Linked DNA regions of Homo sapiens: all the other regions are linked to region 1. The links are chromatin loops, found by intact Hi-C in ENCODE. Cell type or tissue: Caco-2. All regions are shown on one strand.

Region 1 (8,000 bases):
ATAAAAATCCAAGAGGACAGGGTTCAGTGAGCTTCCTGATAGCCGAACACATGGAAGCCGACAGGAAGGTGAAGAAAAACTCGCCCACGTGCTGGGAGGGTGGCGCACTCCAGCTCCACAGGATCAGAAGCTCCTGCATTTGGGACCCTTGCAGATCTCATCCTATATATCTCTTCATCTGGTTATCTGCATCCTTTAAAATATACTTCTTAGTATAACAGTAAATGTAAGCGTTTGAGTTCTGGGAGCCACTCTAACAAATTAATTAAATCCAAAGAGGGTGTTGTGGGAACCCCAACTTGAAGGCAATCAGTCAGAAGTTCCAGAGGCCTGGACTTGGGACCGGTGGGTGAGGGGAAGGAGAGAATAGGCTTGGGGACTGAGTCCTTAACCTGTGGGATCTGGCACTCTCTCCATGTAAATAGTGTTAGAATGGAATTGAAGAACATTCAGCTGGTGTCTGCTGCTTGGTTGCGGGGAAAGATCCCCATACATCTGGTCATAGAAGTTTTCTTCTGTGTAGATGATTGTTGAGATGGGAGAGTAGAGGAAAACATGATTTGAGGAGAGATTTTTCCCCATGCATATGAAGAAAAACTTTCTCTGCTGAATTCTACCAAATTTTCAAAGAACTCACTCCGATTCTTCTCAAACTCCTCCAAAAAATTGAAAGAGAAGGAATTCTAAATTCATTTCACAAAGCAAGCATACACCAAAAAAGTGTCTGAGACAGGTCTCAATCAATTTAGAAGTTTATTTTGCCAAGGTCGAAGATGTACCTAGGAAAAAGAGACGCAGTCATGGTAGGATTTGGAGCCTACACTACTTTTTGGTAGTGTTAGAACTGATAAACAAATTCAGTAAAGTTGAGAATGTAAAATCAGCATACAAAAATTAGTAGCATTTCTATGCACCAATAACAAACTTTCTGAAAATGAAATCAAGAAAGCAATTGTATTTTAAAAGGCGACCAAAAAAAAAAAATGCCTAGGAATAAATTTAACCAAGGAGGTGAAAGACCTTTACAATGAAAACAATAAAAGACTGATGAAAAAAATTGAAGAGGACCTAAAAATGAAAAGACATTCCATGTTCATGGGTTGGAAGAATTAATATTGTTAAAATGACCACACTATTCCAAATGATCTACAGATTAAGTGCAATCTCTATCAAAATATCAATGATATTCTTTGCAGAAATAAAAACAATCCTAAAATTCATATGGAACCACAAAAGACTTGGACTAGCCAAAGCAAACCTGAGAAAAAGAACCAAGCTGGAGGCATCACACTACCTGACCTCAAAATATAGTACAAGATAGTAACCAGAAAAGCACAGTACTGGCATAAAAACAGGTACATAGACTACTGAAACAGAATAGAGAACCCAGAAATAAATACATGTATCTACAGCCAACTGATTTTCAACAAAGACATCAAGAATATACATTGGCAAAAGGACAGCCTCTTCAATAAGTGGTAATGAGAAAACTGGATATCCATATGCAGAAGAATAAAACTAGACCCCTATCTCTCACCATATACAAAAATAAACTCAAATGGATTACAGACTTAAATGCAAGACCCAAAACTATAAAACTACCAGAAGAAAACATAAGGAAAATGCTTAGGTCATTGATCTAGGCAAATATTTTATGGATGAGAACACAAAAGCACAGGCAACAACGAAAAAATAGACAAATGGGATTATATCAAACTCAAAAGCCTCTGCACAGCAAAGGAAACAATCAACAGAGTAAAGAGTCAACTTGCAGAATGGAAGAAACTATTTACAAACTACTCATTTGACAAGGGATTAACATCCAGAATAAACAAAGAACTCAAATAACTCAACAGCAAATAAAACACAACAAAAAATAACCCTGTTTTTTTTAAATGGGCAAATGATCTAAGTAGGCATTTTTCAAAAGATCTACAAATGGCCAACAAGTATAAGAAAAAAATGCTTAATATCACTAACCATCAGGGAAATGAAAATCTAAACTGCAATGAGATTTCATTTCATCCCAATCAGAATAGCTATTATCAAAAAGACAAAAAATAACAAATACTGGAGAGGATGCAGATTAAAGGGAATTCTTACACACTGTTGGTGGATATGTAAATTAGTACAGCCGCTATGGAAAACAGTATGGAGGTTCCTCAAAAAACTAAAAATTAAGCTACCATATGATCCAGCAATCCCACTACTCGATATACATCCAAAGGAAAGAAAATCAGTATGTTAAAGAGATATCTGGCTTTCTGCCTCCACTACTGCCATGGTGCCCGTGAGAAAGCTTGTGGAGAAGGTGGGCAAAAAAAAAGCAGGTTCTGAAGTTCACTCTTGATTGCACCCACCCCATAGAAGATGGAATCGTAGATGCTGCCAATTTTGAGCAGTTTTTGCAAGAAAGGATCAAAGTGAACGGAAAAGTTGGGAACCTTGGTGGAGGGGTGGTGACCATCGAGAAGAGCAAGAGCAAGATCACCGTGACATCCAAGGTACCTTTTTCCAAAAGGTATTTGAAATATCTCACTAAAAAATATTTGAAGAAGAATAATCTTCATGATTGGTTGTGCATAGTTGCTAACAGTAAAGAGAGTTACAAATTATGTTACTTCCAAATTAACCAGGATGAAGAAGAGGATTAAATTTCATTTATCTGAAATATTTTGTATGAGTTCTTGAATAAAACTTGGGAACCAAATTGGTGGTTTATCATTGTGTCTCTGCAGTGTAGATTGAACAGAGAATTGGAAATCATAGTCAAAGGGCTTCCCTTGGGCCGCCACTCGCTTATTTGTAACATGATTTTTTTTATTTTTTATTTTTTTCTGCTTGAAATTTTCAGTTCTTGTGGTAATACTAGAGTAGAAGGAGAGGGTAACTTTACGGAACTGACAGACATTGGGCAGACAGATGAGGGCGTGGAGGTATGGACTGAAGGGAGTGACTGTTTTATTTTAAAAAGTGTGACTGTCAATTGTTTCTGTTGCTTTTCCCAAAGAATGATTCAGGGATACACGTGGGCTCCTCTCATTCATTAAAAGAAAAGGTGGCCAGGTGCCGTGGCTCACACCTGTAATCCCAGCACTTTGGGAGGCTAAGGCTGGAGGATCATGAGGTCAGGAGTTTGAGACCAGCCTGGCTAACATGGTAAAAGCCCGTCTCTACTAAAAATACAAAAATTAGCCAGGCGTGGTGGCAGGTGCCTGTAATCCCAGCTATTCGGGAGGCTGAGGCAGGAGAACTACTTGAACATGGGAGGTGGATGTTGCAGTGAGTCGAGATTGCACCACTGCAGACTCCGTCGCAAAAAGAAAAAAAAAAAGTGACATCTTTCTAAGATTCTCTGTCTGCAAAAATGACAGTGTCAATTGTCAATAAAATGCAGGTTTCTGGGCCATTAATCTTACTTTGATTTTTTTATTACAAATTTCTCTTCATGCACACAATTATGTCTACTAATCCTCTTCTTCCTAGAGAGAGAAACTGTGCTCCTTCAGCATTGCTGCGTAGTCTGTCACTCTCCATAAAGGGGTTTGGGGAATCTATTGTAAAAGTCCCAGGTTCTAAATTAACTAAATGTGTACAAAAATGAATGTGTAAGTAATCTGTTTCTACACGTCTTTGCAACAATCTGTCACTTTGGTCTCCAGCAGAGGGAGCTGGAGGAATAGTGCTTCCAGATGTGGCCTCCTGTGTGGGGCCTGAAGTGGTTGGGAAGCCTCCCATGCCAAGGAGAAGGGAGGTGCCTGGGAAATAGCTGCCTCATGCGACTTAGGCCATGACTGGATTTAATGTCAGAAGTCATTCTACAGTGGTGAGGCGCAGTGTGTGCAGAGGCTAGAGAACTGTGGAAGGGGGCTACCAAGGCTGGAATAAAAAGACAGAATTGTTGCCGTGAGTGACTTTGAAAGACCCTGGTGACTTGTGGTGCCCTTCTGAAATTTGAACAATAATGCAGAAGTGTGTGTTTTAGAATTTACGGTGTATAAAATTCATGTTTTTAAAAGAACTTGCCTACAGATGGTTTCCACACCTGAAATTGTGCTCTGTGAGTTGCATAGCTGGAAATTCAATGTTCAATCCTACTTTGGCTCCAATTTAACATTTGGTGCTCTGTGGATTGAGCTGAACGTGTTGAGGCTTTGCAATTTCACTTGTCTTAAAGGCTTTAGCATTTTCCATTCCTAGCAGATTTCTTTGAAGCAGAATTGCCTGCATATTTCTTCTCTGCCTTCACAGAAGGCAGAGTTTCTTTCAAACTTCACTGAGGCATCAGTTGCTCTGTGGCAATGTCCCTTACCATGATTATTAACTGTAAGTTTGTGGCTTGAGTTTACAAATTTTACTTGTTTGTTGCATTGATGTTCCCACGTAGTAAGTAATTTTTAGTTTGGTTGTGAAAAAACCCGGAGCTGAAGTTAGCATTTAAGTTAAAAAACAAAACAAAACAAAAACAAAAAAACTAGTTCCAGATTTAAAAACTTGTAATGAAATTGAAACTCACTGGTTTTTCTCTGAACTCTTGTAGTCAGGTTTTGATCACATTTTCTATTAAAGTGACTAACACATGGCTACAAAAAAAAAAAAAGATCTGCATTCCTGTGTTTATTGCAGCACTATTCATGATGGCCAAGATATGATATCAACCTAAGTGCTCACCAACAAATTAATGGATAAATAAAATGTGGTCTATAACCACAATGAAAAATAAAAATAAAAAATAAAATTCTGTCATTTACAGCAACATGAATGAACCTAGAGGATTTTGTGTTAACTGAAATAAGCCAGGCACAGAAAGATAAATACCACATGTTCTCACTTATAAGTGGAAGAATAAAAAGTTGAGCTCATAGAAGCAAAGAGTAGAATAGTGGTTACTAAAGGCTGGGAAAGGCAGGGAGGTGGGGAGAATAGGGGGAGGTTAGCTAATGGACAAAAAATTGCAGCTGGATAGGAGGAAAAAGTTCTAATGTTCTGTAGCATTGTAGGGTGACTATAGTTAACAATAATTTATTATGTATTTTTAATAGCTAGAACAGAGGATTTTGAATGTTCCTACCACAAGGAAATTATAAATGTTTGAGGTGATTGATATGTTAATTATCCTGATTTGAGCATCACACTTTGTATACATGTATCAAAATATCATACTGTGCCCCAAAAATCTGTGAAATTATTATGTGTCAGTTAAAAACAAAAAAAGAAAAAATCCATTCACCATATATATGAGACCTTTTTCTGACTCTCGATTCTATTTCATTGGATATGTCTGTCCTTATGCCAGTGCCTTCTGTTTTAATTACTGTAGCTTTGTAGTAAGTTTTGAAATCAGAAAGTGTGAGTCTTCCAACTCTATTCTTCCTTATCAAGATTGTTTTGGCTATTCAGGGTCACTTTCAATTCTATGTAAATTTGAGGATCAGCTTCCTCATTTGTGGAAAAGAAAAGGCTGTTGGAATTTTAGAAGAGATTGTGTTGAATTTGCTGATCATTTTCAGTAGTATTGACATCTTAACAGTGGTAAGTCTTCCTATCCACAGACACAGAATGTATTTTCAATTACTTTGATCTTTTTAATTTTTTGTAGTTTTTATCTTTTATAGTTTTCAGTGTATCAATCTTTCACCTCTTCAGTTAGATTTATTTCTAAGTATTTAATTTTTTAGATGCTATTGTAAATGGAATTTCTTCTTAATTTCCTTCTAGTGTATAGAAAACAATTTGTTTTTGTGTGCTGATTTTGTACACTGCAACTTTGCTGAATTCATTCATTAGCTCTGAGTTTTCTTGTGGATTCTGTGGGGTTTTGTATACAAAGAATTATGTCATCTACACACAGAAATAGTTTCACCTATTCCTTTAGATTTGGATGACTTTTTTTTTTTGAGATGGAGTCTCACTCTGTTGCCCTGACTGGAGTGTAATGGCATGATCTTGGCTTACTGCAACCTCCACCTTCTAGGTTCAAGCAATTCTCCCACCTCAGTCTCCCAAGTAGCTGGGATTACAGGCACCCGACATCATGGGGGGCTAATTTTTGCATTTTTGTAGAGACAGGGTTTTGCCATATTGGCCAGGCTGGTCTTGAACTCCTGATCTCAGGTGATTCAGCTGCCTCAGCCTCTCAAAGTGCTGGGATTACAGGTGTGAGCCATCGCGCCCGGCCACTTTGTTTTTTGTATTTTTTGTAGAGACAGGGTGTCACTATGTTGCTGAGGCTGGGCTCAAACTCCTGCGCTCAAAGGACCTGCCCACCTCGGCCTCCCAAAGTGCTGGGATTACAGGCGTGAGCCACCACACCCGGTCTATTTGCTTTTCTTGTCTAGCTAGAACTTTCAATTCAGTGTCAAACAGCACTGGGAAACTTTTTCTTGTGCCTTGTCTTAAGGGGAACTTATTCAGTTTTTTTTACCATTGAATATAATGTTAGCTGTAAGTTTTCCAGAAACACACTCTATCATGTTGAGAAATTTTCCCTCTGTTCCTAATTTGCTGAGAGTTTTGTTTGTTTGTTTGTTTGCTTGTTTTTGTTTTTTGTTTTTTGAGATGGAGTCTCACTCTGTTGCCGAGGCTGGAGTGCAGTGGCACCATCTCAGCTCACTGCAACCTCTGCCTCCCTGGTTCAAGCAATTCTCCCTGCCTCAGCCTCCCAAGAAGCTGGGATTACAGGTGCCCACCACCATGCACGGCTAATTTTTGTATTATTTAGTAGAGACGGGGTTTCACCGTGTTGGCCAGGCTGGTCTTGAACTCCTGACTTCAGCTGATTCACCCATCTAGGCCTCCCAAAGTGCTGGCATTACTGGTGTGAGCCGCTGCACCCAGCCGAGAGTTTTTATTATGAAAGGATGTTAAAATTCCTCAAATGCTTTTTCCATGTCAATTGAGATGATAATGTGATTTTTTTTCCTTTGTTCAAATAATGTGATGTACTACATTGATTAATTTTCTTCTGTTGAAACGTCCTTGCATTCATGGTAAAATCCCATTCAATTGTGAATAATCCTTATAGTATACTGATGGAGTCAATTTGCTAATTTTTTTTTTTTTTTTTTTTTTTTTGAGCTGGATTCTCACTCTGTCACCCAGGCTGGAGTGCAGTGGCATGATCTCAGCTCACTGCAACCTCCGCCTCCTGGGTTCAAGCAATTCTCCTGCCTCAGCCTCCAAGTAGCTGGGATTACAGGCACCTACCACCATGCCAGGCTAATTTTTGTATTTTTAGTAGAGGCAGGAGTTCACCATGTTGGCCAGGCTGGTCTTGAACCCCTGACCTCAGGTGATCTGCCTGCCTCGGCCTCCCAAAGTGCTGGGATTACAGGCGTGAGCCACCATGCCCAGCCTTGCTAATATTTGTTAAGGATTTTCCATCTATATTTATAAGCAATGTTAGTCTGCAATTTTCTTTTCTTGCAATATCATCTGGCTTTAATAGCAAGGTAATGCTGGTTTCACAGAATGCATAGCAAGTGTTCCTTGCTATCCCCAAAACTTCAATTTTTTGGATTATCTGAGAAATAATTTGTGTCAATTTCTCTTTCTTTAGTAGAATTCACCTGTGAAGCCATCTGATTCAGGACTTTTCTTTTGGGGAAGTTTTTTCTTAATTATGTTTACAATCACTTTGTTATAGAACTGTTGAGATTTTCTATTTCTTCTGTCAACCTACATAATTTCTATGTTTCAATAAATTTCTTCATTTCATCTAGGTTGTCTATTTTTTCATCTATTTTTCTATTCTCTTTTAATCCATTATTTCTGTAAAATCAGTGGTAATGTCTCCATTTTTACTTTTATTATTATTTTTTGCATGTTTAGAGCTTTATCATCAGTCTATGCATAACTAAAGTTCAAGGCAAATTTAATTTTGCTTAAGGGAACATTGTAAAGTAACAATTCTTGGTATTACATGCCTCACATGATCCATTTCAAACCATAGAGAATTATACCTTTGTGTCACTGTTTCAAGAGACAAACACATTTGAACA
Region 2 (8,000 bases), 150 kb before region 1:
AGCAAAGGTGACATGGTTTGCAAGAAATAGGTCACATGGCCAACATTTTAGAGTTCCCTGAACTTTAGAGTGTTGTGTAGGAACCAGGAGAGGTAATTTGGGAGAAGCACCTGAAATGACCCCAAGGTAGGGTTAAGGGGGAGGTCTCTGTGAGCTAAGAGGTTCTTGTGTCCACTGCCATCAACAGAAGCAGAACATCTTGAATGCTGGACAGTCCACATTGGAAACCTTGCATTTTAAATGAGATGGAACAAAACTGCTCAGAAAATCACTCAGTGACAGAAAGGGTAAGAGGTCCTACCATGACCTTGGCTGATGCACCAAGGAGGAGGCAGCTTAGGGGGTAGGACCATCTCCTTCAAATCCTTGGAGAGTTACCACACTGTAGAGGCATCACACTAGCCATGAATGGCCCCAGGTGGAGAAGTGAGGTCAGTGGACAGGTGTGCAGAAAGTGAGATTTCTGGTCCAATATGAGGAAGAGCTTTCTGCCGGCCAGAACTGTCCAAAGACAGGGTGAATTTCTCTGAGCAGAAGCAAGTTCACCAGCACTGAAACTGCTCAAGGCTGGATGATCCCTCCAACAGGGAGGTTCTGGGGCTGTGGGCAGGCATGCAGGGAAGGCGAGAAGCCATGAAGGTGGTCTGTCCGGCTAAATGACAGACATCATCAGCAACCGGAAAATTTTCCCTCTGAACAACCTCCATCTTCTAAAAATGCAATCAGGCCTTATAATGATGACCCGCCTGTTAAATAGAGAACGAGATGCACACACACGTCCACCTACTACCACCAAAAGGCTTCACACAATCTTAGACCCAGGCCCTTCAGAAGGTGGAGGGACTGATTACATCACTCACCCGTGCCTTGCAGATGTTTTACTTCTTTGTATACTCTTACTTTGTGTTTGTTTGTTTTTCCTCTAGTATTTAGCAAGCAACAAACACAAATGTCCTAAGTGTGCCGATGGCAAATGAAGCAAAGCCTGGTGCTGCTCATGGTTTCACAAATGAACGAAAGTCTGAGCTGTCCTGCAGAGTGGAGGGAGAGGAGCACTCACCAGGTTGACCGGGCTGCTGACGTTGCTGTTCATGAGAGCCACGAGGCCATTCACTAGATCGCTGGAAAAAAAGGGGAGGCAGGTGAGGCTCTGCCTGCTGGAATATGCTAGTGCCACGCACCACATAGAAGCCCTCCCAGAAGAAAAATTACCACCCCCAGGAGAAAACAAAAACCCAAATGGAAAATTGAATGTCGAAACAAAATCCTACAAACTAAGATGGTGTTTACAATGCGAAAGTATTTATGGATGAAATGATATATTTGATGTCTGGGATTTGCTTTTTTTGGGTGTGGTGGAGATAGTTAAATAGGATGGAAGCTGAGTGATGGGGCTGAGTTCGCCACTGCATTTCTGAAGTCCTTTAACAATTAAAAACTAAGCATAAGTTAAAACAGGCATACACTCAAAAAAGATGGAGTTTACATAAGTTTCCAAAGAAAATTCATGTTTAATGTGAACCCAGTAGTTGACCTGTACGAAAGCACATGATTACTTTTAAAAACAAGATCCACGGAAATGAACGAACTCCAGTATGTGATCCCCATACTGGCAAATCACAGATAAAGGCAAACAATACTGAGGGTTGAAATAAACAGAAACGTCACTCCCTACTCCCCCAACCTTAAAGTCGCCACCCCCCAAAACACCTCGTATGAAACGGTCAGGGATATTTGGATGTTTCAAATGGATTGTGATCAACTAGGCCATGAAGGTGAAGATAAGTAAGCAAACTTTCGCTTACCAAGGTTTGGTTCTTATTTTCAGAAGCTTTAAAGTGTGGCTCTGTTAAAACAAAGTTACTTCGTAAAAATGACACCTCACTGCTAAGCACAAGCACTTTTTCTACGCCAATTTTCCATGAGCTACAATTCTTAGAAGACTTTTAAAGCTCTGACCCTTCTCCTTCTCCTCCTCCATCGTTACCAGTGAGGAGCAGGTCACTCTGGGTCAGGATAAACTTCCAAAAGAAAACCGCAGATAGGTTTTGCTTTCAATTGAAAAAACCTATTGGGGTATTTCGTAAATCAGATATTTCTGCGTTTTCCTTTACGACAAATGCGTATTTCATATGAACATGCTTAAAATGTTCTATTCTCAAGGATCAAGCACAAATGCAAATCCCTGCTAACCTTGGATGATTTCTCCTTTATAGAAACTAGCAAAAAGTCACTTCATCACTATGGCAGTATTGCTACATTACAATAGTGCACTCATGACATACATCTGTGCAGGTTTATAAAAAGACATTAAAAGCTGCCATTCCATTGCATCCACAATATGATTTAATATTGAAACTGGGGGGTGGGGTTTATCTGAGTTGGAAGAAGGGTGACTCTCAGGCAGTCATCCTCAGTGGGGCAGACGGGAGAGCCATGGGCCTTTTACATGACAAACTGGCAACTTTTAAGGTCAAAATTGCATAGATCACATTCTTTAACCTGAAGCTCTTTACAAGTGTCATTTTGACAAAGTGACTTTTAAAAAATATAGCATGCCTTTGTTATGTAAATGAGGACAAAACCGGCCATGAGAATATTAAACAGAGTCATGCCAAAATGCCGATGCGGATGGCCACCTAGACCTCAGACTCCCTGCACTGTTGTTTCGAGGCAATCATGGGTTTGGGGAATGGTTAATTTAGTACAGTAACTATATGGACCCAGACATCGTGCATTACTAAAAGACGCTCAGTTCCTAAAAAATTGCTTGTGAAAAACATCAAAACTTTGGTCAGTTAATGAACTCATCTGAGTCCTCAATAACTAAAAAGTTTAAGTCAGGAAACCCTTGCCCAAGTATGGCAAAGTCCCTGAAGCCTCATCATCTCAGACTCTGCTAATGTGAAACCAGAGAGGATCACCAGAGTGGGGAGTAAATAAATACTACTGAAGTGTTATGAAATGGGTTTTCTAAAAGGGTTAACAACCATGTGTCTAGGGAAACTGCTCATGCCCTCTTTTCAAGTAGTCAAGTGGTGTGGGAGAGGACGATGCATGTGATGGCAGCTAGGAGCATGAGCCACGACCATCAAAGCAGGCACAGGACAGTGACCAGGCCATCAGAGCGGGCCAGGGTGCATTTTGTCCTGAGCTGGGACAGCACATAGCACAGGCATCACTGAATGCTCAAAATATTTTAGTCCTAGCAAAAAGAAAAGTCTCTGAGGCTATTTTAAATGAATTTTGCACACAATGCCCTTGAGATAATGAGAGCAGAAAGAAGAATGGGTCCTGACTGGTTTCCTTTTACCGCACAACATCTCATTGATATTCCATGTGGTGTGGGGGCTGGAGAAGCCTGGGCGCCACTGGTGAGGCAGCCCGAGGCAGGCACACATAACCGAGGACAGCAAGACTCCCTCAGAAAAGGGCACAGCTGGGTGAGTGGAGGAGGATGGGATAAGAACGCGTCACTATGGAAAGACGGTACTCAATCCAAGGGAGGCCCACAATTTGGTCCCCATACAGAAGTGTGCCATGATAGTTTCCTCCAGGGACATAGTGCCTACGTTAAGTGCTTTGAAATGAACACAGTCCCAAAGCGGGGGCAGCTGCCATTTCCCTGTTAAATCGCTTTTTAGAATATGCATGCCTATTTGGGCCACAAAGTTGGTTATAGTACACTTCTGGGCTTTTGCCCCTTGAGGCAAGATATTAATGGGTGGGGAGGAAAAAACTACTGGCTGTGTAAATGTTTACTCACAGCTTTCTTTTGGAGTAAATGGAAATTCACAAATACTTTCAGCAAAAATCTACAGTGGTTATTTTGATTTCTTTTTAAAATTTTATTTTACTACCAGTTCCATTTCTCCACGGGACTCCTACCCAGGACCCCTACCTAAGGGTCCTGGGTAGGTACAATTTTATGTGGTTGCTTTGGCTGAGGTGGGACTTGGGGGCTGCCCCGACCTGCACAACAGCCACCATCTCACCCTAGTGCCCCTGGGATGGCCCTAAGACAGCAGGAATAACACTTCCTGATTGACAGGCATACTGGGGTATTTGCAATGAAGAGTGAAAATATGTGGGTTCAAAATATAGAACTGGGTTTTACAACAATTCAGGATACCAGAAACTTTCACAGAATTTACAATAGCCACATACTGGTGGATGCACTTTGGCATACACAACTGCTTCTATCCTAACTACTCTGAGAATCCACACTGCCTTCTAAAATTAATCACCAACGGAATGGAACAACAGAACAGTGGGTTTATAAGGGCTGCCAAGAAAGCAATAAAAATCACCACGTGAATCTATTCAAAAAATATATTTTTATCTGCATTTAGTTTCAGCGTGAAATTCAACATAAGAACACTATCTACCTTGTGCCCTCCACAAGGACTATCTCCTCCACCCCGCGAGCCATGTTTGCAATGGGTCAGATTCTGGCATTCACAGGTCTGCTGGATGCAAAAGGCCATCTCTTAACTCCACCTGCGCTGAAATCACCCAAGTCACCCTCAGAGCTGGGCAACTTCACCCACACACCGCTAGGTGGCAGTAAAAGATTAGCACATGAGTCACGATAGTCATGGAGATGAATGCAAATTTTAACTTTTAAACAGAGAACAGCAAGTTTTCCCATCATAAAATTAAAAATTTTTAATCAATATATAGTGTTAGCGTTGTGGAAATGGTTAACATATACAAGACACTGAACTGTCTGTCAAGTTGGCATGACCCCTGCTCCAAAGCACTGCTAAGGCTGGGGCAGGGCAGGACAGTCTTACCTGACGTACTGGAACGCCCTTGTCTGAGACCCGGATCCGTATACCTGGAAGGAAACCAACAGTTAGGCCTCCTGATAAAACCACACCCGTCCTGCGTAGGTGTCCTTGAAACTCCAGGGGACACAGTCCGACCTTGAAACTGATCCCAGGGGGCAGTGATGCTGACTCAAAGCATCTAGCACCACATCCCGCACTCTACTTCGAGACCATGCCTTGACAGTGAGATGGTGGCAGCAATACCTAAAGTGTGCACCTGGTATAGCTGTGTAAAGTTTTCCCTCAAAAGACAGTGCCTGAAGGAATTCGCTTCTGCTGGAGTCTTACGATGTGTCAGGCATCATGTGAGGCTCTGGGGGGCTGTGACCTCAGAGTCCAGCTAGGTGACAGATCTACACACAAACATTAATACATGCATTTAACTGGGGTTCCTCACACTGACTGCCCAACAGCAGAGCTGGGGATGCCGCCCAGGCTGGTTCACAGACTGTTTGGGATGAGGCCGGCATCTCCTGGTATTGTTACAGCTAGCTCCCCAGGAGATTCTAATATAAGGCCAAGGTGGAGAGGCATGCAGGAGACTCTGAAAGTGATGCGGAGGTGGCAGGAGGAGGGTCACATTCCCCTTTGTTTCCACTGCACATTTGCTCCACACTTCCATAGCTTGGCTTGTGTTCTTTGCTCTGCCAGCTGAGACCGTCTTGTCTACTTTCCACCTGGCAGAGTGCTACTCATCCTTTAGGGACAAGCTCTGATGCCACCTCCTGGAGAAGCTTCTCTGGCTCATTGCCCAGGGAAAGCCCTTTGCCAACTGCCCCCAACTGTGAACTCCCCAGAAGGACTGGTGTCCGAACCCCCTTTGCCCTGCTGGAGCCCAGCACGATGTGAGGTGCGATACCAGCATGGGATGAGCATCTGCTGAATGACCTGCGGAGCGCCACGGATCACGCCACTCACTGAGGCGGAGACGGCAACAGAGGTGCTTGGGGAGATCTCCTAAGCGCGGCATCACAGGAACAAGAGTGCCCTCGGGGGTTTTGTTTGCTTGTGTACCTCCCTGTGGTGGAAAGCAGGCAGCTGGGAAGAAGGGACTGCCTTTGGGAACAAGCTTGATTATAACAACCCTGGGGTCTCTTCCCGCCTGACAGCAAAAAAGAGCCCCTGCCAGCAGCTCTGTGAACAGCACCAGCCCCCTCAGCACCAGACACTCAGCCTGGCTTTCCCAGAGCTCCCCGCTCCAGCTCTGAGAAGGAAAAGGGGAAGGATCAGGTGGAGAAGAAAAGCACACGCATGGCCTGGCGCGGTGGCTCAAGCCTGTAATCCCAGCACCTTGGGAGGCCGAGATGGGCAGATCACCGGAGGTCGGGAGTTCGACACCAGCCTGACCAACATGGAGAAACCCTGTCTCTGCTAAAATTACAAAATTAGCTGGGTGTGGTGGTGGGCGCCTGTAATCCCAGCTACTAGGGAGGCTGAGGCAGGAGAATTGCTTGAACCTGGGAGGCGGAGGTTGCAGTGAGCCGAGATCGTGCCATTGCACTCCAGCCTGGGCAACAAGAGTGAAACTCCGTCTCAAAAAAAAAAAAAAAAAGCACATGCATCAAACCCCCTGAAAGCCTTATTTATTTATTTAAAAAGCAGGTTCAAAGGCTATCTCTGTTTTCTTAATAAACATTTATATGCCAATTCCACAGGTGTATCAGTTCTATCTATGTAGGTTCTGTTCTTGGGGGGAAGGCCTTACACTGAGAAAAGGCTGGGGATACTGAGGAATGGGGATTCCTGTCAACACAGAAACTACAGCTGCAACAAATCTCAGTAAAGGAACATTGAGGAAGGATGGGCATGGGCCTCTTGGAAGCAGAGGGGAATTCCTTGACAGTTCTGCCTGAACCTGATTCTCTGGCCTGGCTGATACTTCTGATACATGTGAGGAAGGTAGGAAGCAGTGGGCCTGAGTTGGTAGGACAGGAGGTCCACCCACTGCCAGCTCCCTCAGCCTGGAAACTCCCCTCTACACCAGTGCCGTAGGTGTAACTCTTTTTGTTTTTTACAACCTTATTTTGGAGATGAGGTAATGGAAGGTCAAAGCGCTGGAGTGACCTGCATTCAGCAGAGTGAAATTTATCTTGACTCCAAGTTCAGAATTCTTTTTCCTGCCCTATTGTGTTCATAATTTCAGAACTACCTGTAGATTTTTTTTTCTTTTTTCAAACTGTGGCTCTCAGGCTGGCACCAGGCCATTCTCCAACCTCACTGTAGTGAGTATCGGATTTAGGCAACTCCCGCGTCACAGGCTCCTCCACAGGTGGGTTTGGGGCTGTGCTGCTGTCCTGCCCATTGCCTCTGTCTGCATCCGGGGCTCTGCTCTCAAAGCTGAGCGCACAGATGCACCTCTGCTGCTTGTTTTGCACCTTCCCACCACACTCAGTCAGGGCCACTGTGATGGTGGGCTCACCAGTCTGCTAGTGCATTCCAGCCACATTCACAGAAAGCCCACCTTTGTCCAGAGCGGCAGTGGCCTTCAACAAGCCAGCCGAGGCCAGTCTTCAGTCTGATCTAAAGCCCAGGCTCACTCATCAGAGCAGCGGTGTCCACTCACACACCGTCTCTCAGAGAGGAGCCATGGAAGAGCACAGTGGCAGCTTTCCATTCCACCGAAACATGCTGACCCCAAGCCCTGGAGGAACACAATCCAGGGCAATACATGCTGGGTAAGCCCCCCGACCGGGATGGGTTAACTAGGCTGCCAGGGTCAGGATGTGAAGAACCACGCCAGGTACCTGCTCAACCAAACAAGGGACTTGTGGTGGAGACATTCAGCAGCTTGAATATCACTTAATCCCAAAGGGCTGCAGCCTGGGAAGTCCAAAAGGCTCCCAAAATAACCTGCAGTCTGCTGGGTATTTCCCACCGTTGACTCATTCATAAGTGCACTGGAAGGAGAGTTACGACTGTGGGTGCATTTCCCTGCGTGACTCGCCAGGGGCAGCTCCCCACCCAGCCAGCACCGACACAAGGTTCATCTGCAGGCACCACGGTCACCGGGTAAGCTATGCTGCCTTCAGGTACGGTGACAAAAGGTGCTCAGCAGCACTCCCTCTGAGGTCCCACCTGAGGCCCAACTGGGCCTCAAGGAAATAGTCCCTAGTACAAGAGGAGGCTGTTCTGCCTGGGCTGCAGTGGAAAGGCGTGGATCCCGTGGGA
Region 3 (8,000 bases), 290 kb after region 1:
AATAACACTTGCCAGTGATTTGAGAAACGGGAAAATACGGTATAGGCAGGGTGGTCAACTCAGGGGCTGAGGAAGGTTTAGGCTGTGAAGGGGAATTTTGAGATGGAGCCTTCAGCCTATGTAGGCTATGTATACATGAAGAATATTCATCTTGTTGCTTTTTGCTTGAAACGGTACACAAATGGCCTGCTTTTCTCTTTACTTGTTCTTAAAATTGATCAGAAGTAGCTTTCTTGGCTTGTTTCATAAGATCTTAGGACTTGAGCATCTACTATTAGCAGTGATTAAAATTTCCCCATGTTGTAATAAGGGTGACTGTGAATCTGTGTGGCACTTGAGATCTCACAAAGTGCATTTACCTTGGAAAATTCACCTTTGCGCTATCTAGAGCCGAGCAGTGTCCTGAGTAGGAATTCCTGTCTGTAACACCCTTCCCCACCTCCTACTCCCCAGATGTTCACCTGCATGTCACTATCTCTGGTAATAGCTGGCTTCCGTGTGTCCAGGCACTCCTGGGTCTTGGCCACATATTTTCAAAGGTCTGGCTCTTGGCATCTGTGCTGAGCTTGGACCCCTCCCTCTTCATATTATGCTCTCCACCCACCCACCCTTCCACACTGCCTCAAGGCTTCCCCTGGGGGCCTTCCTTGCCCTTCCTCATCAGGCCGGGCACTGCCATCTGAAACAGTCTCATATGCAGTGTGTCCCCCTCCCAGAGCTTGTGCACGGTGTGACTGTTTATCTGTGTGACTGCATGTGTGTGATCAGTAGCTCATGAACTAGTGACACATGAGGACTTCAGAGCCGGGTTCTTGCAGCTGGTGTGTGCTGGCTGAACTTCTGACTCTACCTGGTCACAGCGCAAGTGAACACGTGTTCACTTACACACCTTGGCCTCACTCATTTCAGGGCCAGGGCAGTGCCTGCCCCATGGAGTTGCTGTGTTGATGAGTGAGGCACATGAAGCACTTAGCAGAGTGCCTGGTGCCCCCACAGCACTCGGGGCCCATGTGTGGGTCTCACCTGTGTGCTGAGACCTCCTGTGTCTCTTCACCACTGTGTCTCCAGCAGGTATCACAGCACCTAGCACAGGGCAAGCTCCTTATAAATTTGTGAAATAAATGGATGAATAAGTGAGTTCAAGGGGAAATATATATATTGGTCCCAAAAGGCAAACATATTTATATTTCTAAAATTTAGAGAACTACTTTATGGAATTGAAGTAAAGATGTTTCTTGTTTCCACGCCAAAACATGGAAAGTTGATGTACTTGGGACACAATACCATGTGTGCGGTGTGCTCATCTTTTATTCTGAAGACAAATAAGGGGTCTTACTGTGGAATTAGGGGGCCACACGGGGCTGCAGCTTCTGGGCATCATTGCTCTTTGCTGCTTAATTCCAGCTTACAGGATGTTTCACACAAACACCAAAAACATTTTTAAGATGGACCATATCATATTTATCATTGTCTCTACAGTGTTTGGCTTCAATGCATCAAACTTCAAAATATGTGTTTGCTTGAATTCCAATTTCTTGACGGATACACGGCTTGGAAACCAAGCCTCCTTTGGCTGATAAAATAAGAACAGAATCTGACACTTAAAAAATTATTTAAGCTTTGCCAAGTGGGAAAAAAAAGTGTATTCTCCTACTGCTGAGCATCTTGGCTAACTTAATCACTGTTCCCGTCACTGAATCTCCCTTTTTTGTCATGGGACTTCCTGATCGTTAAATCTATTTCATAGTAAACATAAGTGAATTTTGGTTTATTGTTATTCTTGTTTACATTGAGAATTAATTTTGAGTGGAAATTATATACTTCATGTTATGTAGATGAAGTTAGGGTGGATGTTATATTCCAATAATTTTATGGCTTGAAAGAAATTCAATTTTGTTATGTGGAATGATTTCCTAAGAATGAAAAAAGAAAATGACAGCTTCAATGATCAAAGAAAGAATCATGCAGAGAATCGTTTATGTAGACCTCTCAAATTAAAAAAAATATCCAAGTATTACTGTTTCTTAATTATGTGGTCTCAAGATGAGTGTTGGAATAATTATGTTATTAGAAACTCAGCCTTTGTGAGAAATTCGTATTTTCATTATTTTATTTAAAAAGCTTTTCAACATTTCTTACTGCAAAGAAATGACAATTAGCCCTAGGAGACCAGCCCACCAAAGGCGCATTAATGTCAATCTCAAAACAGATAAAAATAGGACCAAGAATGAAGTCAACTGGCAGTACCACTCCCTCATTTAGCAAGTCGGCTTGTTGTTCTGGGTGAGCCAAGCAGGCAAACCCCCTGCTTTCAGGACTTTCACAGTCTTGAGGGGGAAAAAGTAAATCAAGCAAATAATCATCCAAATACTCCTTTTTTTTTTTTGAGATGGAGTCTTGTTCTGTCACCCAGGCTAGAGTGCAGTGACGCAATCTCAGCTCACTGCAACCTCTGCCTCCTGGGTTCCAGTGATTCTCCTGCCTCAGCCTCCTGAGTAGTTGGGATTACAGGCGCCTACCACCACGCCAGGCTAATTTTTCTATTTTTTGTAGAGATGGGGTTTCACCATCTTGGCCAGGCTGGTATCGAACTCCTGACCTTGTGAACCACCTGCCTCGGCCTCCCAAAGTGCTGGGATTACAGGCGCAAGCCACTGTGCCCGGCCCCAAATACTCTTATAACTACCTTTTGCAGTAAGTATTCAAAGTGACAACTAGCGGGTGTCTTGAAGGCATATCAGGGGAGCTTCATTCGGCTGGGGGAGTGGAGACAGCCTTTTGGGGAAAATGACCTTTAAGAGACTCAATGGTCCACAGGAGCCCAGCAGGAGGAGAGGGAATGAAGAGTTTTGCAGAGAGCTGGATGTGCAAGGGCCCTGTGGTGGGCAGGCTTGGTGGGCTGGGGCAGAGGAAGGCAGGCAGGTGTGGTTTGAGGTAGGCCACGGTGGCACGCTGGCTGTGTGACAAGGTCTGCAGCATGCCTGTTTGTATCTGTGTATCACTAGGACCTCCCACTAACTCTAGATCCCTCTCCGTCATTCATGCTCAAAATTGGTCAGTTTCTTCTCTCTTGTTGGTGGTTAGTGACCCCCTATGGAAGTAGGGCCACTCACTCCTGAATGTGAGGTCAAACGTCCTCTTCCCCCAAAACCAGATTATTTCCCTTTGGTTAGGGCAGTGGTATTCAACCAAGGGGCAGTTTTGCACCCCAGGGCACATTTGACAATGTCCAGGCACATTATTGGCTGTCAGAACTTGGGAAGGGGATGCTAGTGGCATCTAGCGGATATGTTGCTAAACATTGTGCAATGAACAGGACAGCTCCCACAACCAGCAATCACCTGGCCCAAAACGTCAAAGGTATGAGGTTGAGAAACCATTTTAGAATGCATTTTTCAAACCGTAAGATGCGACCTGTTAGTGGATTATGAAATCTCTCTCTATTAATGAAATAGAGACCATACAAGGTGGGAGTGCATTACATATTGTATGTATGTTTGCATTATATGAATGTCCACCACACATGCATGTATATTTCTGTATATTGAGTGGCATTGTGAAAGGCATTCTTTATTGCAGGTTGCAGTTTAAAAAGTTGGAAAGTCACTGGAATAGAGAACCTACCAACATATTTCATCCCTTCTATCCTTCCAACTCCACCACGAATCTGCCCTATCTTGGCAGAGCTGTATCCAGAGCCCAGGCATGGCTTCAACTACAGCCTCTGCCAGCCATCCCATTGCAGTGTAAGCTAGAGGTCAAGGCTGTTCACTCTCTGGCGGGACCACCGTTCCCCATGGCTCAGCCTTCACTCTACCTCCAGCCAACTTTTCCTTCTTCCAACTCTCCATAAACTTTGTCTTGACTGTTCCCTGTCTGATACGCCACTTGCCACTTTAACTGGTCAATTCTTACTTAACCTTTGAAGACAAACCTTCAGCCTCCCCTCCTCTGTAGATCCTCAGGGACTTCAGCCCTTGTAGAGTTCACGGTCTCCGTCTCTGTTGTCTGCACAGCATTTTGCGCATCCCTCTGATATAACAGTCATTATCTGGGGTTCACGGCTGGTCAGCTGTGGGCTCACTGCGGGCAGTAACTAGATCTGACTTCTCTTGCCATCTTTGGAAACTAAAAGAGTGACTTATACACATATGAGGTGCTCAAAGGCATTTGACTAATACAGTCATGAATAGAGATTGTTACTTAGAGTCCTTATATTACTAATTATTTTGTAAACTGAAATATATTTTTGTGAGGAAAAACTCTCAATATATATCCTGGATTTTCATTAATGTGCATTTTCTTCCACTTTCAAGTTAATTCTTTTTTTTTCCTGATTATTTAACAAATACATGCCTATTAAAGACAACTTTGGGTAGACCAGAAGGATGTAAAGAAATCCTTCCCCATGAAGGATATATATTATGTAATGTATAAAATAGGTTATATAAATATATAGGTATATATTATATATGAAGTATATATTATATATGAAATATATATTATATATGAAATATATATGAAACATACTATATATGAAATATATATGAAATACATACTATATATGAAGTATAAATAAATATAAAAGTATATACATTTTACATATGTATATGTACGTATGTGTGTATAAGTGAATACATGTGCGCCCATCATCCAGCCCCGGCTTATCAACTGAGCAGTGCCCCTAACATTTCCGTACGTTGCTCGGGGTCAGGCTAGACTCTGCTGCCCCCGTGTGTTCCAGCGCAGAACTGCATAAAGAAAGAGGAGCGCTCGGCCATGCCGCACAGGTCCGGGAGGTTCGCGTTAATGTACCCTGTTTTTGAGCCCAAGGAACAAGTATTTAGTCATGATTGCCACTCGTTATAGGCTCTGTTAACAGTGTAAAGAAAGTTGGAAGTTCTCTCCTGAGAAGAAGTAACTTCAATGCGGAAGGACCCGGGCTTCTCATGTTTCTCTTTGTATCCCGACCGCCGGGAACTGCCTTACCTGCAGCTACAAAGTCCTGCAAGTGAGGCTTAGGTATTTTCAAATAAAATATCAGGCTTGGCGGAGTGGCTCACGCTTGTAATCCCAGTACTTTGGGAGGCTGAGGCCTCCTGGGAAGATCGTTTGAACCCAGCAGTTCGAGACCAGCCTGGGCAATATAATAAGAACCCCTCTTTACAAAAAAATAAAATAAAATTAGCCGGTCGTGGTGGCACCCACCTATGGTCCCAGCTACTTGGGAGGCTGAGGATTGGAGGATTGCTTGAACCCGGAAGTTGAGGCTGCCGTGGGCCATGACTGCACTACTGCACTCCAGCCTGGGTAACAGGGCGAGACTCTGTCTCAATATAAATAAATTAATTAAACAAAATAAAGAATATAAAAGTAAAAAGAAACAAAATATCCAAAGCCAAGACTGCACCACTGCACTCCAGCCTGGGTAACAGGGCGAGACTCTGTCTCAATATAAATAAATTAATTAAACAAAATAAAGAATATAAAAGTAAAAAGAAACAAAATATCCAAAGCCTGTCAATCCATGATGTAAATATCAGGATCTTCTGAATTCCAGTAGCCCTGGACCATGGAGAACCCAGTGAAATTACTCTTATTGACTGGAGCTAGGGCTGTCTTAGTTGGACAGTTTATATTTCAAGCTTTCTATGAGTTTCACAGGTTCCATGAACTTGGATGGATTTCTGTGGATTTGTGCTTATACACTGAAAGTTTTGTGATGTACATTGCCCATCTTTTGCATCTGATTCGATTGTTCTTCTCTACTCATGAAAGTCCTATTTTTCTTCCAGACCCAGATCTTGTGAACTGTTTTCACATTTCCCCATGGATGCCTAGCAAGGGACTGGGACTGCCTGATCCGCTTTGGTCAAGAGCACGTGGGTGGCCTGTGTGCAGGCTTATCATCAATAATTGCAGGACTTGGTGGAGTATGGTTGAACAGGTGCTCAGACTGCATGCGTGTCTAGCGAGGCCATCCTGAAGCTGCATGGGAGTTGTAAAAAAGTTACCAACAAGTTTTTAGTTATTTGAATAGGTTTTTGAATAGATTTGGAATGTGGGAAGCAGTTGCAGAAATAAACGTCTTAATGACTAAATGTAGCTTGCTGTTTTTAGCCCAGTTTCACAGATCACAACTCTGACCATACTAGTGGGTAGTTTATGTGTCTTCTCATGCGGGGAGAGCCGTTCAACTCACTCCTGAGGCTTAGGCCCAGGTTGGAAGGGGACGGACTCCCAGCTGGGCTGTTGGGGTCTGGCCTCCTCTCAGCTTCCTCTGGAGGACAGACACAGCCCTTCCAGGCTACCTTTCCAGACACTGTCCAGTCGAATCCACTTTCTTACTCATGACCCGAAGCAAGCCACTTCAGCTTCTGATGTCTCCACAACCTCATTTGCGAAATAAGGGACTAGGCTGGACGGTCTTTGAGGCCTCATCCAATTCAGAGATTCTGGATCCTGCGTTGGAGAAGTGAGGGAGCCTGGTGTGAACTGGGAGAAGGCAGAGGGTGGGAGTGGGCTGTTTCTGTCGGCTCTCTGAATGGCAGTAAAAGTCCGGGAGGGGACCTTCAGGAGTCATCTCACCTCCTGGAGGTTTTTTTGGGTGTTGACTGTTGAAGGCATCCTCCAGAGTGGTTCTCCATAGGTCTGGAGGCTTGACCTTTGGGGGATGCTTGTAGAAAGCTGGTTCTTCAGTAAACTTTCAGTGCTTGCAAATGCAGACGCTGAGCCAGAGCCCCCCAACACTCAGAGGAGGATCATGCCCAAATGTCCTCAGGTGAGACGTCAAGGAGCACCTCCCACCTGGTGCAATCTTCACTCTGCATGGCTGGTGTCGCCCCCTGTGGGAAACACAGGGGACATGGGAAGCCATGCTGTTGTCACAGGGTTTGCTATGCCATCCTCTGCAGGACGTAACCACCTCTGTAGTAGGCTCCTGCTAAAAGCCAGTAGGATGCTGACAGCAAGTACTAGCAACAAGTGTTTAATCCATATTCCGAGCCTGCCACCGTCTCCTTTCACTGATATGACTCACATGGCTATAGCATCGCACAGTGAAGAAAGCAGACCCTGGCGATGTGGAAAGGAGTAGAATTGACCGCCGTAATCATTAAATGTCACCGTTTAAATAAGAATTGAACGACCTCTCCTTCTGTGGACTATTCACAGACCCCACACACTTGACCTCACTGTTTATTGTACAGGGGATTGAGAACCATCAACAGATGGGTGCAGGCCATATGGTAAAGGGTAGGATAGCTTTCCAGTGGGCATCAGTGCAAGCGGTTACAATTCCAGGCCTCTCTTTGTTGATCAAGAGGATCCCAGCACTTTGAGAGGCCGAAGATTGCTGGATCCCAGGAGTTCAAGACCAGCTAGGCAATATAGTGAAACCCCACCCCTACAAAATATTAAAATATTAGCCAGGTGTGGTGGTATGCGTCTGTAGCCCCATGGTCCCAGCTACTCAGGAGGCTGAGGCAGGACGATCATTTAAGCCTGGGAATTTGAGGTTGCACAGTGAGCAATGATTGGACCACTGCACTCCAGCCTGGGTGACAGAGCAAGACACTATCTAAAAAAAAAAAAAAAAAAGAATTCCATATTGTTGTCTACTTTTTCGTTAAAACACACTCTGCTTCTGCAACAATATAGTTTTCTCCTGCTTTTCTATCTCCTTGGATGAGTCCTCTTTCAGCAATCACATAGATGGCCGACAAACAACAGCTGTAGTAATAATTATTATTATTTATGCCTTACTGCCACTACTCTAACTGAGGCCACTGACATGCTTTACCGTAATTATGAGCACAGCCTCCTCACAGATTTCTGGTCCTCTAGTCAGTCAGCCACCCATCCCAGTCCTGTCTTCACACGGCATTCCAAGCAATCATTTATAAAGGCAGCTTCTGAACATGTCTCTTGTCTGCTTAAACCACTCTAATGCCTCCTGTTTCCCATCCCAATAAGGCCTAAACCCTTTCGGATGGCTCACA
Region 4 (8,000 bases), 330 kb after region 1:
GCTTGACGGAGAGACAAGTGTATGGGCAGATTTGAATTCAGATAAAGAAAGAATGTGAAAGTATCTGTGTAAACTGTAAACTAAGTTATCGATACAGTGTAGGTTTTTTTCTGCACATAAACACGATGTACATGATTTCAAGCTAGCTCAAATTTATGAAAACTCCCAGACAGCATGAGAAATAAGAAGGAAGCAAGAGAGCAACACTTCCCCTTGCTTGCTGCCCTGTGGGTCATTGCTCGCTAACGTCCAAGGTCAAAGCCCTTGGCCGAGGGGCACTGCTGGCAGCCTCTGGGCTGGCTGACAGAAAAATACACTACCACTTTTCATCTTGGTGAGTGGTCTGGCGACCTAGGGTCAAAACCGCAGCTAAAGAGATCTGCTGACAAAAAGGCAGAGTGGAAATTATCTAGATGAATCCAACCAGCTGTTAGAAAAACAGAACAACCCTGCTCTGAAGGTGACAGCAGAGGCCAGCCAGGCGTCTGTCTTTTTCCTCGGACTGGGGCCAGCTTTAAATGCAGCCAAATCAATCCATTGTACAACGGTGAACCAGCCAGTCCATGGTGCCTCTGGTTATCTCTAGGATCATCTCGTATGTTGGTAGCTGGGGAGATTGTGGCACCCCATAATAACCAGGCAGCCTGCTCTCTTACACAGGTGCATAGTGGATGCTGCTGCTCAGAGGCTTTCGGGAGTGGCCCTTCCAGAACCCTCTGAAGGTCTATACTCCAGGCATCTGAGGTTCCCCACCAAGGGTTTTGTTTGCTCTGTTTCATGCTTGTAACATGCCAGAAGTGCAGGGCAGTTGACACCACCAGGAGCAGCCACTAAAGCAGGTAACAAGAGCCGGTGTGCCCAGCATCCTTGCCTTCAGGAGAGGCAGCCCTGGGGTGTGTCCACACTGTCCAGGAGACCCAGCCGGTTGGGGCCCCAGCTGCCTACAGAGGAAACCACTCATGAGCATGCCTTATATCCCTCTCCTCCCCTCCCCTCCCCTCCCGTCCCCTTCTTTTCCCCTTGTTGAAAGACTTTCACTCATAAATCCACAAATCAGAAAAAATTCTTCGTTGGGCCATACGTCCATCTTTTTTCTTTAAAATACTGTTTCTGCAATATTAAGCTTAATTACTCCTATCCGGGTTATACTTAATGCTAAATTGTCGTAATCTTAGTGCCGAGTCCCCCCAAGCAACTGCAGTTTTGCTAGAAGCTCTTTAGCTCAGCTCCTCTGAGGGCTCTGCCGTCTGTCCCTCAGCTTCCATGTCCTGTGGCTCCCCGGATGGCAGTGGCTTCCTCAGCCCCTGCAACGTTACCTTTTATGCTTGTGGATTCTAATGTCTACCAAGCAATCCTCACTTAGACTCAAGGAAGAAAACTGGGTGAATACCCCAATCTCGCTGCAAGGCCCACACCTCACAGGTGATGACAGGGGCAGGAAGGAAGCCACACTGAGTGGAGGGTGCTGCCGTGAGCCTGCCCACCGCGTCCTGGTTTAGTCGCTAAACTTACATTTCCCTGATCTTGTCAGAAGTTCTCTCTAGGGAGGAAATGTTTTGGATATTCACCTCATTTTGATGGTGAGCGGCTTGAAGCAGTTTGGAAGTTGCTGTCAGTACCGAAGCCCTTCAGATCTTCACGCTAATTTCCGTACAAAGAACTGCTAGGGAAATTCCTACTCTGTTTCTCATCTTTATTGAAGCTTAAACTCAAATCCTTGAGCCTGTGAAACATGTCCTTTTCCTCTATAGACGCTTCATTTTCACAACCCTGCACGAAAACTGCTTAGAAGCATTCCTTTCCATCTGTCACCCTCCTTCACTTGGGTTTCTTCATTCCTAGTAGGGTTTCTTCAATTACCTTCTGCAGAATAGCACTAGGTCCAGTCCCCAGGGATCGGCAACGTATAAGCCCACAGCCAGCACCGCAGTGGAGCCTTCTGTTCCTTCCCATCCCTGATGAGATGAGAAACTTGAGTGGCAGATTTGCTGGGAACCGGATCGCAGGGTTGCTTTTTAGCCACCCCTGTCTATCAATCTGCCTTTTCCCTCAGCATGTGCGCAGTAATTTATCCAGCTCTCCTTCACTACACTTTGTTTGGAGTGTGTGTGTGTGTGTGTGTGGGAGAGAGACAGAAAGACAGGGACAGAGAGAGAGACAGAAAGATAGAGACAGAGAGAGCTACAGAGAGTTAACTGAGATACAGAGACAGAGGTCAGAGACAGAGAGATAGGGAGATACAGAGACATAGAGACAGACAGAGATAGAGACAGAGATCAGAGACAGAGAGAGGCAGATAGACAGACAGAGATACAGAGACAGAGACAGAGAGAGACTGAAAGATAGACACCCGCCCCCCCACACACACAACGTATTTCTTCAATCAGTTTCATTTCCATACCATAGGTTTTATGCTTAGGGGAAATCTCATTTCTTCCAGATAACCCTGGGCTTTTCAAGCCTCTAGTCTAAATTGCTTCTGTGAGGATTCATTTATCTCTTTTTCCATAACCTGAGTTTTGAACTTCTTGTCCGTTTTCTCCTCCCAGTGCTTTCTTTTCCTTTTAGCCTGGGAATGGAGTTTTAAAGCTGAGAGTCTAGGTGGACCGCAGGGGAGTCCTGCACAGCACCGCCTCCACCCCACGCATGGCAGGGAGACCTCGCTCTCTCCGCGGGCCCTAGAGGTGCTGCGCTGCTCGCGGCCGGCAGGAGGAAGCGGGCCTCCCTGCTGTTGCCTAGGATATGTCCCGAGGTGCCTCCCATCGGACATCTTACGTGGGTGTTTTTGCTGATGCGTTTTTGAAGCTCAGTTAGGTCAAGGAAGTGCCTATCTGTGATTGAGCTTGGGAAGCACTCAGGACATATCTGGCATTTTTCTGGCTCATAACCAAACAAATCACAGCGCCCCTCCACCACAAAAAAAAAAAAAAAAAAAAGAAAAAAAAAAGAAACAAATGCCTTGGCTTGTATGTATGGAGTAAACGGACCAAAGTGGGGTCAGATATCTGCTTCTGTGAGTTCGTTCAAGTGGGGAGAATCCTCCTAACTGCAAGTGGGGCTTGAGCAGATGCCCGTGCCCGGCTGATTCTCCTACATGGAAAACTTCCAATTTCGCTCGGATTCAGGCTGCTTCTGGAGCTAGTCTCCCAGCTGGGGGAAGTGAGCGGATGCTGCCATCTAGAGTCAGGATGAGGTAAAGCGGCCAAACCCCTTGGGTTAGCGTTTTCTATTTCCTCTCGCTTTAGAATTCTCTCATTATTTGTTTTATATTCTTACATCGCATTGACAATACCCGGAGGAAAGAATTCCAGGCAATGATTCTGTCCTTAGCTGTCTGGTGGGATGCTATTTATTCACATATCTATAGACTCCCCATGTGTGCCTTGCACAGTGCCAAAATCTCTGAATTCAAGTAGACAATAAATATTCTTGTCAAATAATCTGTGCCCTAAGGTCACTTATTAAATCAGTTATTTAAAAGGAATGAGTTTATCTGTGAAACCAATTTTAGAAAGGATGATAGCTGGGTCATTGGTTACATGCATTTAAAATGCTTACGTATTTGACAAATTCCAAATTCCAAAGAGGCGGCGCCTGTTTACCTCTAACAGTGTGTAAGGGTACCTTTCCCTCCAACACTGCAAACATTGTGTATGGTCAAGCTGGTAAAACAATTTTTACTTGGATATGTGAAAAAGGATCTCTTATAATAACTAGTTCGTGAATTTTAAAATGTGAGGTTGAAATTGCTAAGAACTTATTTAAAGTCATCTATTTATGTATTTATCTATTTAGGATTGTGTCCTATCATGTCATTTGCTTTATTTTTATTAGGTTTTTGTTTTACTTTTTGCTATTGATTTGATACTTTTTTTATGTCATAAGGAAATTGGGTTTTCGTTAGATTCCTTGTAAACACAGTTTCTCCAGTTTTCACTTGACTTTTGCATTTGCCTATGTTTTGAAAATAATTTTGTCTTGAAGGCATTTTGAAATACTCTGGTTATGTCCATGCATCTTCTCCTTTATGGCTTTTGGCCTTGGGAGTACTGTTGATCTAGATAAAGAGATAAACAGAGTCCTGGCGCCTAGCTAGTGATAAATCATTTGCTGAATGATGAGTCCTTCCATGAAGCCTTTTTGTGATTGTGCTGATTTTGCATCCTTCAGATGATCAGTGCGGATACTTTCCCTGCCCACACTAGAAGACCATTGGCCATGCCCATGGCAAGGAATAGAGTGGAGGGAAGTCCCAGGGCGTCAGGCTCCGGCTCCACTTCTCTGCAATGCTCCTGGCAGGTCCTGCATGCCTCCTGTGACTGCTGTACCTCAGGTTCCCTCCTTTCCTGGTGTCAAAACTGTGGCCTCAGGTATGCACTCCCATCAAACATAGCACAATCCACAAAGAGGCTATGTCTTTCCATCAGTGCTTTTCAAGAATTAGGAGGCTTCTTTAAAACAGCACCTCACCTGTCATGGCCCAAGTGCGTCAGGTGCCTGTGCGTGGAAACACAGAAGCTGGAAGAGGCCTTGGCGGGCTTAGGATGGAGCGAACCTCAGCTCTTCAAAGGCAGGGATGCCTTAGGCATCTAAGGCAGATCTGTTAACAGAATAGTCAGTCCTCAGGTTAGCTGTCGGACACCTTTTAAGTAAGAAGGGCCCACTGATGTGGTGGCAGTGAGAGGTGACAGCAGCCTAGCAGCCCTCGCTCACTCTCAGCGCCTCCTGGGCCTCGGTGCCCACTCTGGCCGCGCTTGAGGAGCCCTTCGGCCCGCCGCTGCACTGTGGGAGCCCTTCTCTGTGCTGGCTGAGGCCGGAGTCAGCTCCCTCTGCTTGCGGGGAGGTGTGAAGGGAGAGGCGCCGGCGGGAACCGGGACTGAGGGCGGTGCTTGCCAGCGCAAGTTCCAGGTGAGCGCGGGCTCCGCGGGCCGCGCACTCCCGGGCAGTGAGGGGCTTAGCACCCGGGCCAGCAGCTGTGGAGGGCGCGCCAGGTCCCCCAGCAGTGTGGGCCCGCCCACGCCTTGGTCGAATTCTCGCTGGACCTCAGCCGCCTCCCCGTGGGGCAGGGATCGGGACCTGCAGCCCGCCACGCTCGAGCGCCCCACCTTCCCGCAGTGGGCTCTCGCGCAGCCCGAGCCTCCCTGACCCGCGTTGCCCCCTGCCCTGGGGCGCTACCCCCTGCTCAGGGGCGCTGGGTCACCTCCACCGCCCAAGGGCTGAGGAGTGCAGACCTGCGGCCTGGGGGACTGGCGGGCAGCTCCACCTGCACCTGGGGCGGGATCCTAGTGCGCTGGATCCTAGGGCAGGGGATACACTAGGGGAAACCAGCTGAACCCCTGAGTCAGGTGGAGACTTGGAAAACTTTTATGTCTAGCTGGAGGATTGTAAATGCACCAATGATCACTCTGTGTCTAGCTTGGGGTTTGTAAAGGCACTAATCAGTGCTCTGTGTCTAGCTAATCTAGTGGGGACTTGGAGAACTTTTGTGTCTAGCTAGAGGATTATAAATGCACCAATCAGCACTCTGTGTCTAGCTCAGGGATTGTAAACACACCAATCAGCACCCTGTCAAAACGGACCAATCAGCTCTCTGTAAAATGGACCAATCAGCACCCTGTCAAAACGGACCAATCAGCTCTCTGTAAAACAGACCAATCAGCTCTCTGTAAAATGGGCCAATCAGCAGGATTTGGGTGGGGTCAGATAAGGGAATAAAAGCAGGCTGCCTGAGGCAGCAGTGGCAATCAGGTTAGGTTCTGTTGTGGGGCTTGTATGGCTTGTTTTTTTTAATATTCGCAGTAAAGCTTGCTGCTGCTACTCATTTGAGTCCGCAGTGCTTTCATTTGAGTCAGCTGTACCACTGACTGCAGAGGTTTGCTGCTTCACTATTGAGGCCAACGGGAGTACGAACTCACTGAGAGGAATGAACAACTGTGGACGCGCGGCCTTGAGAGCTGTAACACCGCGAAGGTCTGCAGCTTCACTCGTGAAACCAACAAGACCACGAACCCAGCAGAAGGAAAAACTACGAACCCTTTCGAACATCAGAAATAACAAACTCTGGTCACACTATCTTTAAGAATTGTAACAGTCACTGTGAGGGTCCGCAGTTTCATTCTTGATGTCAGTGAAACCAAGAACCCACCAATTCCGGACACAGCACCAGGTCCAGATTGGCAAGAAAGGACCCTGGGCTTGCTCAACCGAGAGGGACAGGAGAACTGGGAGGGCAGCCTTAAGGAAGGGTGTGACCCAGAGGCTGGGCCAGGGGGCGGAACCATGAAGGACGAGCGTAATGCCTGGCTCCTTCCACCTCTGTTCATCACCACTCTTTTTGCTGTGATTCCAACAACATTTCCTATACGTGAAAACATTTTGAGGGAAGACTCACGAGAATCGTTTCACGAACTTATAAGCAAGAGTTCAGAGAAGTCCCAACGTAGAAAGTAAGTAGATAAAAGTCAATTGTTTTCCTTACACTGCAATAATAATGTTGAATATGTTATGGAAAATATTTTGTTTACAACAACAAATAGACTAAGCCAACAGAAGCCATAAAATCGTAGATAAAAAAACTGGTATTTACCGGAGGATCACAAAAGATTTCAGTAAAAGGAAAGATAGTATTTCTGCAGGGAAGAGTACTGCAAGTATGTCAATGCTTTTGACAATGATTTTATATTTGTTACTTAGAATGAGAGGTAGGTTGTGAGCAGGTATGTGTTTGGGGAAGGTAAGTTAATAAGCGTGGAGTTAAATGAGTGGAATGGGGTACGGTGTAGATAGTGCGTGGGTTTACACGGGGTGTAGGTGGGTAGTGGGGTCCGGTAGGTAGTTGAGTGAGTCAGGGCCGAGGGTAGCGAGTTGTGTGGGCTAGGGGTGGATACTGAGTAGGGGACGGCAGCGTGTGGCTTAGAATTGTTGCTTGAAAAATACTCTGCTTTGTTGAGAAGACTGTTTTGAATCTAGTTGTGTTATACTATAGTAGCAGTAGAAATTTTAATTGCTTTAAATAGATTTTATGTATGTATTTATGTATGTATGTATTTCATTTATGTATGTATGTAAGAGGGTCTTCTTACTCGGTGGCTTAGGCTCAGTGCAGTGGTGCCATCAAGGCTCACTGCGGACTCAAAATCCTGGGTTAAAGCAATTTTCCCACCTCAGCCTCCTGAGTAGCCAGGACTACAGTATCATCATGCTCAGCTAATTTTGTATTTTTGTAGAGACGGGATATTGTTGCTTGTAGATGTTGCCCAGGCTGGTTTGGAACTCCTGACCTCAAGCAATTTTCGTGCCTCGGCTTCCCACGTAATAACTGCGTGGGTTTAGATAGTGTGTGCTGTTGGTTTTTCTAGGTGACATTTGAGAGTTTAATTATTTTGCCTCATTTTTCTTTGGCCATACAGATCTAGCCAAGCCTAGAATACTCAGTTTGGCAGAGGACAATTGGTCCCTTTTCTTTCCTTTTTCTTTTTTTTGTTAATGGGATTTTAAAAAAATGTATAATTGACACATTATCATTGTACAAGTGTATGGGGTACAGTGTGATGTTTCAATGCACACAATGATCAAATTGGAATAATTACCACATCCATTACTTTAGACGTTTATTCTTTGTGGTGACAACATTGAGTATCTTCTGGTTATCTTGAAATATACACTACATTATTTCCTATGGTCACCCTACTGTGTAACAGAAATCATTCCTCCTAACTGTGACTTTGCCCGGATGACCAACTTCTCTGGTTCCCTGCCTCCCCCCTGCTCTCCCCAGCGCCTGGTCACTATTTTACTCTATACCTCCATGAAATCAACTTTTTAAGGTTCCAGATAGGAGTGAGATCCTGCGGTGTTTGTCCTTCATGCCTGTCTTATTTCACTTGACGAGAGTCCTCTGGGTTCACACACTGCCCCTCTTTGGGGTGAGCTTGCAGTGTTGTGGATCAGCTGCGGGGTATCAGCCTCCGGGCGCTGTGGTCCCGGTCCTCTTGTGCTCC

What was found. Hi-C counts contacts between places; a loop is a spot of excess contacts. Peaks named below come from ENCODE experiments on the same cell type or tissue, not always from the same donor. Only the 100,000 strongest peaks of a DNase experiment are listed, where the experiment ranks them.
Region 2: a loop joins it to region 1, with 17 times the contacts of the local background. A loop is called at or near these places in 13 of 110 quality-filtered maps.
Region 3: it touches region 1 in a loop (26-fold over the local background); 11 of 110 quality-filtered maps call a loop at or near these places.
Region 4: a loop joins it to region 1, with 9 times the contacts of the local background. A loop is called at or near these places in 10 of 110 quality-filtered maps.

What each region holds. Positions count from the first base shown.
Region 1 is chr2:106,245,090-106,253,089 of GRCh38, forward strand. It overlaps the pseudogene RPL22P10. Among named protein-coding and RNA genes, the nearest start is that of UXS1, 55 kb to the left of the region's middle. In Caco-2, no CTCF peak of the experiment used is centred here; a DNase peak (open chromatin) is centred at 3,646.
Region 2 is chr2:106,099,998-106,107,997 of GRCh38, forward strand. It overlaps UXS1 (UDP-glucuronate decarboxylase 1), which reads right to left. Exons shown (of 15, transcript NM_001253875.2): 11 at 4,797-4,840; 12 at 1,061-1,121. Among named protein-coding and RNA genes, the nearest start is that of ECRG4, 38 kb to the left of the region's middle. In Caco-2, CTCF peaks have their summits at 4,562 (motif pointing right) and 4,761; a DNase peak (open chromatin) is centred at 4,524.
Region 3 is chr2:106,538,197-106,546,196 of GRCh38, forward strand. It overlaps a transcript of CD8B2 not described here. Among named protein-coding and RNA genes, the nearest start is that of CD8B2, 55 kb to the left of the region's middle. In Caco-2, a CTCF peak has its summit at 4,718; a DNase peak (open chromatin) is centred at 4,735; H3K4me3 peaks cover 396 bases.
Region 4 is chr2:106,579,568-106,587,567 of GRCh38, forward strand. No RefSeq gene overlaps it. Among named protein-coding and RNA genes, the nearest start is that of CD8B2, 96 kb to the left of the region's middle. In Caco-2, a CTCF peak has its summit at 3,165 (motif pointing left); DNase peaks (open chromatin) are centred at 2,724 and 3,134.